Regions from separate parts of the Homo sapiens genome. Here region 1 is linked to region 2. Evidence: chromatin loops called from intact Hi-C (ENCODE). Cell type or tissue: PC-9. All regions are shown on one strand. Links, peaks and the distances in the headings refer to the core of each region. The heading gives the core; the rest is flanking DNA. Region 1 has its middle 5.6 kb from the start of CRTC1. Region 2 overlaps CRTC1 (CREB regulated transcription coactivator 1).

Region 1 (4,382 bases), core at 310-4,309, 86 kb before region 2:
ACTTGGATGGGGACCCTGATGCTGGCAACCAAAAAGAAAGGCCCGTTCTGCATCTCCTTAGCAGCCACTGCCCCCTGGAGGTCGAGATATCCCTCTTTTTTGTTTGTTTGTTTCAGGTGAGTGGGGGCTGTGAGTGCCCCAGGATCTTGGAAAGCAGGATGGGGGTCTGGATGTAGGGAGGTCAATGGGGCCTTGGCCAAGTTTCAGGGCATGGACACTGTAGGTGTCCCTGGGAGCATGCCCAAGTCTCTCTATGTTGCCCAGGCTGGTTTCAAACTCCTGAGCTCAAGCAGTCCTCCTGCCTCTGCCTCCCAAAGTGCTGAGAATATAGGCACAAGCCAATGCATCCAGCCAACCAACCAGTTTTCCAACACGCACTTCAGCTATCTATCCCTCAGCACAAGTGGCTGGGTCCCTAGACTTGAACCATGGGTCCCCCGCCTGCCCAGTTCCAGCCTCTCACTACCCTCCTTGGCGGCCCACCCCGTCCCACCCTCCATCCACCACTAAAGCCTGGGTGGGAGGACGAGGGGCCTGGGTCCTCCTGTAACCTTATCGTAAGGAGGGGCATCGCTGGCTTCTCTTGGGTCCTTTCCCTCTCTCTTCATGATCAGACCCAGCTTTTGCTTTGCCCTTTAAAAACTCTGTACGATGAGAGCCTCTTTTGGAAGTCAAAGACAGACCAGGGATTGTTTTCCTCTTTGCCTCTCAGCTCCAATGGCCCTAATTCACCTCCACACGACGTGGGTACCCCAAATCGACTAAGATCCCATATAAGGAAGAGCTGAGAAGCAAAGCATGAAAACTAACATGGCGAAGTAGCGTTTTGCTTTCCTAACAGTTGCTGAGTGCTTGGATGAAGCAGGCACTGAGCTAAGTGCTTTCCATGTGTTATCTGTTTCATCTTTCCAAGAGCCTGCTATGAGGAGCACCACTGTCCACATTTAGCAGAGGAGGGCAGTGCGGCTCAGAGAGGTGAAGACAGTTTTCCATTGTCACACAGCTTGACAACTGATAAGTGTTGGACCACACAGAAATGCTCAAGAGTTTCTTGATCTCCCGGGTCAAGCAATTCTCCTTCCTCAGCCTCCCAGGTAGCTGGGTTTACAGGCGTGCACCACCACGCCTAGTTAATGTTTTTTTTGCATTTTTAGTAGAGACGGTGTTTCACCATGTTGGCCAGGCTGGTCTCAAACTCCTGACCTCAGGTGATCCGCCCACCTCAGTCCCCCAAAGTGCTGACATTACAGGTGTGGAGGTGGAGGTTGCAGTGAGCCGAGTTCGCGCCACTGCACTCCAGCCTGGGTGACAGAGCAAGACTCTGTCTTAAAAACGCACAAACGAATGAACAAAAACACATAAGAAATCACGTGTGTCTGTGCCCTTTCCACATTCCACAGGCACACAGGGAACTCTGGCCTGGCCCTGGCCTCTTTGGGAAAGGCGAACATAATCTCAGCTCAATCTACAAGGGATCAGATGAGACCGCACAAACAGCTGCCTTCAGAGAATGGGATGTTTCTGGGTCATGGGAAGAGACGCTGGAGGTCCACTTCAGCTAGACCCTTCAGGAGGGTCTCTCAGAGCAGAGGCCTGCAAGTCGAGAAGGAGCCAGCCACGAAAGCATCTTGGAGGAGCGCAATCCAGGCAGAGGGAACAGCGAAGAGGCCCGTGTGGCTGGAGCGAGAGCCGAGCCGAGCATAAGCATGTGGAGCCGCCAGGAGGAGGGTATTTTTTTTTTATTTGAGATGGAGTCTCACTCTGTCTCCCAGGCTGGAGTGCAATGGTGCGATCTCGGCTCACTGCAACCTCCACCTCCCGGGTTCAAGCGATTCTCCTGCCTCAGCCTCCCGAGTAGCTGGGATTACAGGCACCCACCATCATGCCTAGCTAATTTTCATTTTTTTTTTTTTTTAAGAGACGGGGTTTCACCATGTTGGCCAGGCTGGTCTTGAACTCCTGACCTCAGGTGACCCACCTGCCTCTGCCTCCCAAAGTGCTGGGATTACAGGCATGAGCCACTGCGCCAAGCCTTTAGATTTTTTTTTTTTTTAAGTGCGATGGGAGTGTGGGATCTGCCCTGCTTTGCAAAGCCCGCAGGGCTGCTGTGAGGAGCAGTGTTGGACCACACTGGGTGACAGCAAGTTCCTTTGATGAAGGAAGAAAGTGAAAACCTCAGGGTTGGTTTCTGCCCGGGTCACTGGACACTGAAGCCTCGCCCTTCTCAGGGCTGGGGGTCAGTGGAGCAAGAAGCGGGGCTTGGGCTGCTGTCTGGCCATTGCACAATGAGCGGGCTGGCTGCTTCCTCTGACTCATCACCAGGGTTTAGGATGGATCAAGTTTCATGCCAGGCGGGCCGCGGGGTGAATGGGGGTGAGTAGGAAGAGCAGCAGACTTACTTCTGCACATGCCCAGGATGGCTCCTTGCTGTAACCCCTGCTAGTCCCCAAAATCTTTTCTCTTCCATCTTCCTGTGTCTGGAAACTGGCTTAGTGCAGATATATGTAAGTGATCAGGGTAAGTGGCATTTATGGAGCACCTCTTAGTGAGACACATATTAACATATGTTAACATACTAACATATTAACGTATGTTGACACATACGAATTTCATTTAAAGCCTACAGGGCCAGGTGCAGTGGCTCACGCCTATAATCCTAGCACTTTGCGAAGCCGAGCCAGGAGGATCACTTGAGGTCAGGAGTTCGAAAGCAACCTGGCCAACATGGCAAAACCCCGTCTCTACTAAAAATACAAAAATTAGCCGGGTGTGGTGGCCTACACCTGTAGTCACAGCTACTCAGGAGGCTGAGGCAGGAAAATCGCTTGAGCCTAGGAGGTGAAGGCTGCAGTGAGCCGAGATCTCACCACTGCACGCCAGCCTAGGAGACAGAGCGAAACTCCATCTCAAAAAAAAGAAAAAATTAGCTAGGCGTCGTGGTACACCCCTGTAATCTCAGCTACTCGGGAGGCTGAAGTAGGAGGAGAATTGCTTGAACCAGGGAGGCGGAGGTTGGAAGTTGCAGTGAACAGAGATCGCAACACTGTACTCCAGCTTGGGTAACAGAGCGAAACTGTGTCTCAAAAAAGAAAAAAAAAAAAAGATACATGTAATTGATTAGGGTAAGTGGCATCAATTACGGAGCACTTCTTAGAAGTAAGGCAGTTGACACTTATTAACTTCATTTATTTTATTTATTTATTTATGTATTTTTTTGAGATGGAGTTTCACTTTTGTTGCCCAGGCTGGAGTGCAATGGCGCAATCTTGGCTCACTGCAACCTCCACCTCCTAGGTTCAAGCGATTCTCTTGCCTCAGCCTCCCGAGTAGCTGAGATTACAGGCATGTGCCACCACGCCCGGCTAATATTGTATTTTTAGTAGAGACGGGGTTTCTCCATGTTGGTCAGGCTGGTCTCAAACTCCTGACCTCAGGTGAGCCGCCCGCCTCAGCCTCCCAAAGTGCTGGGATTACAGGCGTGAGCCACCACGCCTGGCTAACTTCATTTAAAGCCTACAAAACTCAGTGTGTGAAAGCAGCTGAGGTCGGCTGTGAGGCCTGAGTTTTGGTGCATAAGTTGCTAGGGCAGCTGCTGTCCCTGCTCTCTGTCTTTATTTCTTCTCTGACCTCACAGGATGCTGTCAAGAACTAGAAGCCGGTCAGGCGTGGTGGCTCACGCCTATAACCCCAGCACTTTGGGATGCCAAGGTGGGAGTATCATCTGAGGTCAGGAGTTCGAGACCAGCCTGGCCAACATGGTGAAACCCCATCTCTACTAAAAATACAAAAATTAGCTGGGCGTAGTGGCGCACGCTTGTAGTCCCAGGTACTCTGGAGGCTGATGCAGGAGAATCACTTGAACCTGGGAGGCGGAGGTTGCAGTGAGCCAAGATCGTACCACTGCACTCTAGCCTGGGAGACCTAGCGAGACTCTGTTTAAAAAAAAAAAAAAAAAAAAAAAGAACTAGAAGCCACATATGTAGCGGGCCCAGTCTCGCATTGGACTCACAGAAGCTGCAGTCTCAGTCAGAACCAGGAACAGAAAAAGGACTTGAAATAGATTTAGGCAGGCCAGGCACGGTGGTGCACACATGTAATCTCAGCACTTTGGGAGGCTGAGGGGGGCGGATCACTTGAGCCCAGGAGTTTGAGACCAGCCTGAGCAACAGGATGAATCCTGTCTCTACAAAAACCACAAAACATTAGCCAGGCATGATGATGCACACCTGTAGTCCCAGCTACCTGGAAGGCTGAGGTGGGGGGATCACCTGAGCCTAAGGGTTGGGGCTTCAGTGAGCATGATCATGCCACTGCACTCCAGCCTGGGCAACAAAGTGAGACCCTGTCTGAAAAAACAAACAAACAAACAAACAAGAAAACAA
Region 2 (4,382 bases), core at 123-4,122:
CCTTTTAAATCAAGCCGAGCTGCCGGCCCCTGGCACACACGAAGGTGGCCCCCTCCCTCCTCGCAAGCCCACCCGCCAGTCAGAACGTGAGCTCCCTCAGGAAGGAAGACAGAGGCCTTCGCGGCCGAGGAGACAGTACCCCGCTTGGCTCCATCTACATTTCCCATATCCCTGGCTGCTTTCCAGAGTGCAGGAGGAGGGCAGGCCCTGGCTCCTCCTTCCTGGCCCAGCTTTGAGGCCGGGCGGGCCCTGACACCTGGCCCGCCCTCCCCTGGCAGCTCTCCCTGCCCGCTCCAGACTTCCCCTCCAGCTGGCTCTGTGCCTGTTCCCAAAGGTGAGCCAGGTTGCCAAAAGGAATTCAACAGCAAGGCTCCCGTCCGCCCTCCTGGGCCAACTGGCCTCTCCAGGGGTGGCCGAGAGCTCACTTTGCAGCCAGTGGAAGATTAAAAACTCCCTTGTATTCAGGGCAGACATTAGAGACTGGCAGCCCAAGGGCCAAATCCAGCCCATGGTATGTTTCGTGTGGGCCCACAGTTGTGCATCTGTAATACAGCCACACGCCACATCTTGACGTTTCTGACAACAGCAAACCACATAATCGGCAGTGGCCCCATCAGAGTATAATGCTGTGTCTTACTGCTCCTTTTCTAGGCTTAGACACACAAGTCCTTACCATTGTGCTACAGTTGCCTACTGTTTTTAATTTTTTTTTTCTTTTTTTTGAGACAAAGTCTCACTCTGTCACCCAGGCTGGAGTGCAGTGGTGTGATCTCGGCTCACTGCAACCTTCGCCTCCCAGTCCCAAGCGATTCTCCTACGTCAACCTCCCGAGTAGCTGGGAGTACAGGCGCCCACCACCACGCCTGGCTAATTTTTGTATTTTTAGTAGATACGGGGTTTCACCACATTGGCCAGGCCAATCTCAAACTCCTGCCCTCAGGTGATCCGCCTGCCTCAGCCTCCCAAAGTGCTGGGATTACAGGCGTGAGCCACTGTGCCTGGCCGACGGTATTCAGGACGGTCACCCTGTACAGGTTTGTAGCCTGGGAACAAGGGCCCTACCGTCTGGCCGAGGTGTGCAGAGGCTCTGCCATCCAGGTTTGTGTAAGTTGCCCTGTGATCCTCATGCACAGCCATGAAATCGCCGGACAACGCGTTTTTTCAGAAGTCACCCCCATTGTTAAGTGATGCTTGACTGTACTTAGAATCAACATTGAAAAACCAGGGGAATGCCCGTAGAACACCAGATTTCTGGCTGCTCTTGAAGAATCAGACAGCCCAGTGGCCATGGCCGATGTCTTGCACCTCGAGACGGGCCACAGTGCTCTGGTTTGCCTCAGGCCCCACCCGCCCCTGTCGTCCCACATCCATACCCTCACACGCTCCTGACGTTTGCCCCTACTTTGTACCGAGCCCGACCTCTGCTTCTGACCTGGGCACTGAGCATCTCTCGGCCTGCTGGACGCACGAAGTGGCGGACACTCAGGAGAAGATGAGGGAGTGGCCCAGGGTCGTGACTCTGAGTGTGCTCTGAGCAGGCTTCCCCCACATCCTCCCGTCCAGGCCTCTGTTGATGCCTCCCTGGACGCCAGGGCCTGCAAAGGGCGCTTGCTGCCTGGGGAGCAGTCAACAGCACCAGGCTTCCTCCCACAGTGCGCAGCCAAGCAGAGCTGCCAGGGCATCCGAGGGGAAGTGCAGGCGTGACCGAGCTCGCCCCGGTGAGCAGCTGCCCTGGGCACGGACAAGGCTGTCATCTCCCCTCGGCGCTTGTCGGGTGTGTTCCCATGGGCCCACGCACCCGCCGTCTCATCTGCCGGAACAAGGTTAATCTGGTGCCCAGATCTCCTGGGGTGAGTCAGGCGGCTTCACCCCCGCCTTGACTGCAGGCCAGATGCTCTTCAGAGACTGCTCCTGACCTCACCAGGGCCTCACTTTGAACCGGAGAGGGCGGCTGTTATCGTCGCCATCTCACCAACCAGGGAACCAAGTCTCCAGAGTGGATGGGGGTCAGGCCAGGCTCGCAGGGGTCCTCCTGCCATCGAGGGGCCTGTTGCCTGCCTGGCATGGTGCCCACAATAACCCAGCCAGCCCCAGCTACTGCCATGTTGAACTTGACCTCACCCAGCTTCATCACTGCAGCAGAATCCAAGGATTGGGTTGCTCAGTGCAAGGGCCTTCGGGGCCGGGGTGAGGGAAGGGGTGATGAGGCGGCTCCTGGCAGGACCTCCAGCAGGAATGATGTGTCAGACCCCAGGGCAGAGAGGGGGAAGGATGTTAAGGAGTGACATTCTTTAGTTCAGACAGCCTGATGGGTGGCACTGCAGCTTGGGGAATGCACCAGGTCTGGGGAGGAGGAAGTGGCTGTGGGACATAGGGGATAGCAGGTGCTCAGGTCTGGGGGCCAAGAGAAGCAGCTGCAGGAATGGGCACATTCACTGAAGGAGGGCAAGATCCACGAGGTGGTGGGCAAAACCACAGCATTGGGCAGGGCCTGCTGGCTTGAAGCTAACCACAACCCAAGCCATTTTCAGCCAAAAAAAACCATTTATTGTCTCCTGAAAGTGGGAAGCAGGCTCAGATGCTGCCTCTCCCCTGCAGCCCTTCAGCTGGCTCCTCACCTCGCCACAGGATGCCCCACACACGGCTTCAGACAGCCCTTCCTGGAATTCCATCCAAAGCCCCTGGGAAGGCTCTCATTGGGCCAGCCTGGTTACATGCCCATCTGGGGGCCAATCTTATGCTCCAGAGATGGGGATGTGCTGGTTGGCTGGCTGTGAGACACCCCCTTCCTGGAAGGAAGGAGAACAGACTCTGCAGGACTGTGGGACCCTCGGGTCAGGAATCAGGGCCTTCGGGGGGTGCCCAGGTTTGGCAGTTGGGACATGTCCATGGGCTTCTGTCTGAGCAGTTGAGCTATTCCCATGCAGTGTGACTGTGGGTGTGTAAGCAGCCCTTTCTCAGTGATCAGTCTCACACCTGCTCTCCCTCCCTCCTACTTCCTCTCTAGGAATGAGCACACCTGGCTCCTCTCCACAGCACCGCCCAGCTGGCGTCAGCCCCCTGTCCCTGAGCACAGAGGCAAGGCGTCAGCAGGCATCGCCCACCCTGTCCCCGCTGTCACCCATCACTCAGGTGCGAGGGCAAGGTGGGGGGCAGGTGGGAGGGGGAAAGGGAAAGGTGGAGGCCTGGCTCTACCTCTTAGAAGGCCTCCTGTTCCTTCCAGGAGGCCACAAAACCTTGAGAATGCTCCCAACACTTTTAGTTTTTATTATCAAATTTTCAAGCCGGGTGCCGTAGCTCATGCCTGTAATCCCAGCACTTTGGGAGGCTGAGGCGGGTGGATCAGTTGAGGTCAGGAGTTCGAGACCAGCCTGGCCAACATGGTGAAACCTCGTCTCTACAAAAAATACAAAAATTAGCTGGGCATGGTGGTGTGCGCCTGTGGTCCCAGCTACTAGGGAGGCTAAGATGAGAGGATCACTTGAGCCCAGGGGGTGGAGGCTGCAGTGAGCCATGATCACACCACTGCACTCTACCCTGGGAGACAGAGTGAGACTCTGTTTCAAAAAAAAAGAAAAAACTCAAGAGGTTAGCTTTTGATTTTTCAATTTGCTGTATTTGCTTGTCTACTTTTTTGGGTAGTTTGTATGTGTCTAGGAATTTGTCCATTTCGTCTTTGCTATCCAACTTGATGGCAGAAAATTTTTCATAATACTCTTTTGTAATCCTTTTTTTTTTTTTTTAAGACGAAGTTTTGCTCTGTAGCCCAGGCTGGAGTGCAGTGGCATGATCTCGGCTCACGGCAACCTTGCTTCCTGGGTTCAAGCCATTCACCTGCCTCAGCCTTCCAAGTAGCTGGGACTACAGGCATGTGCTACCATGCCTGGCTAATTTTTTTTTTTTTTTTTTTTTTGGTATTTTTAGTAGAGATGGGGTTTCACCATGCTGGCCAGGCTGGTCTCGAACTCCTGACTTCAAGTGATCTGCCTCCTTTGGCCTCCAAAAGTGCTGGGATTACAGATGTGAGCCACCGCGCCTGACCGTAATCCCTTTTTTAAAAAAATTTTTGAGACAGAGTCTCGCTCTGTCACCCAGGGTGGAGTGCAGTGGCGTGATCTTGGTTCATTGCAACTCTGCCTCCCAATTTCAAGCAATTCTTGTGCCTCAGCCACCTGAGTAGCTGGGATTACAGGTGACCGCCACCACGCCTGGCTAATTAAAAAAAATAATAATAGAGATGGGGTTTTGCCATGTTGGCCAGGCTGGTCTCGAACTCCTGGCCTCAGGCAATCTGCCCACCTCGGCCTCCCAAAGTGCTGGGACTATAGGCGTGAGCCACCACACCCAGCCTTGTAATCCTTTTTATTTACGTAAAGTTGGTA

The links. Peaks named below come from ENCODE experiments on the same cell type or tissue, not always from the same donor. Only the 100,000 strongest peaks of a DNase experiment are listed, where the experiment ranks them.
Region 1: a loop joins it to region 2, with 8 times the contacts of the local background. A loop is called at or near these places in 4 of 110 quality-filtered maps.

The regions. Positions count from the first base shown.
Region 1 is chr19:18,675,888-18,680,269 of GRCh38, forward strand. No RefSeq gene overlaps it. Among named protein-coding and RNA genes, the nearest start is that of CRTC1, 5.6 kb to the right of the region's middle. In PC-9, for the core only: no CTCF peak of the experiment used is centred there; a DNase peak (open chromatin) is centred at 2,224; H3K27ac peaks cover 879 bases.
Region 2 is chr19:18,762,397-18,766,778 of GRCh38, forward strand. CRTC1 (CREB regulated transcription coactivator 1) reads left to right here. Exons shown (of 14, transcript NM_015321.3): 9 at 3,008-3,132. Among named protein-coding and RNA genes, the nearest start is that of COMP, 27 kb to the right of the region's middle. In PC-9, for the core only: no CTCF peak of the experiment used is centred there; DNase peaks (open chromatin) are centred at 305, 1,855 and 2,245; H3K27ac peaks cover 1,532 bases.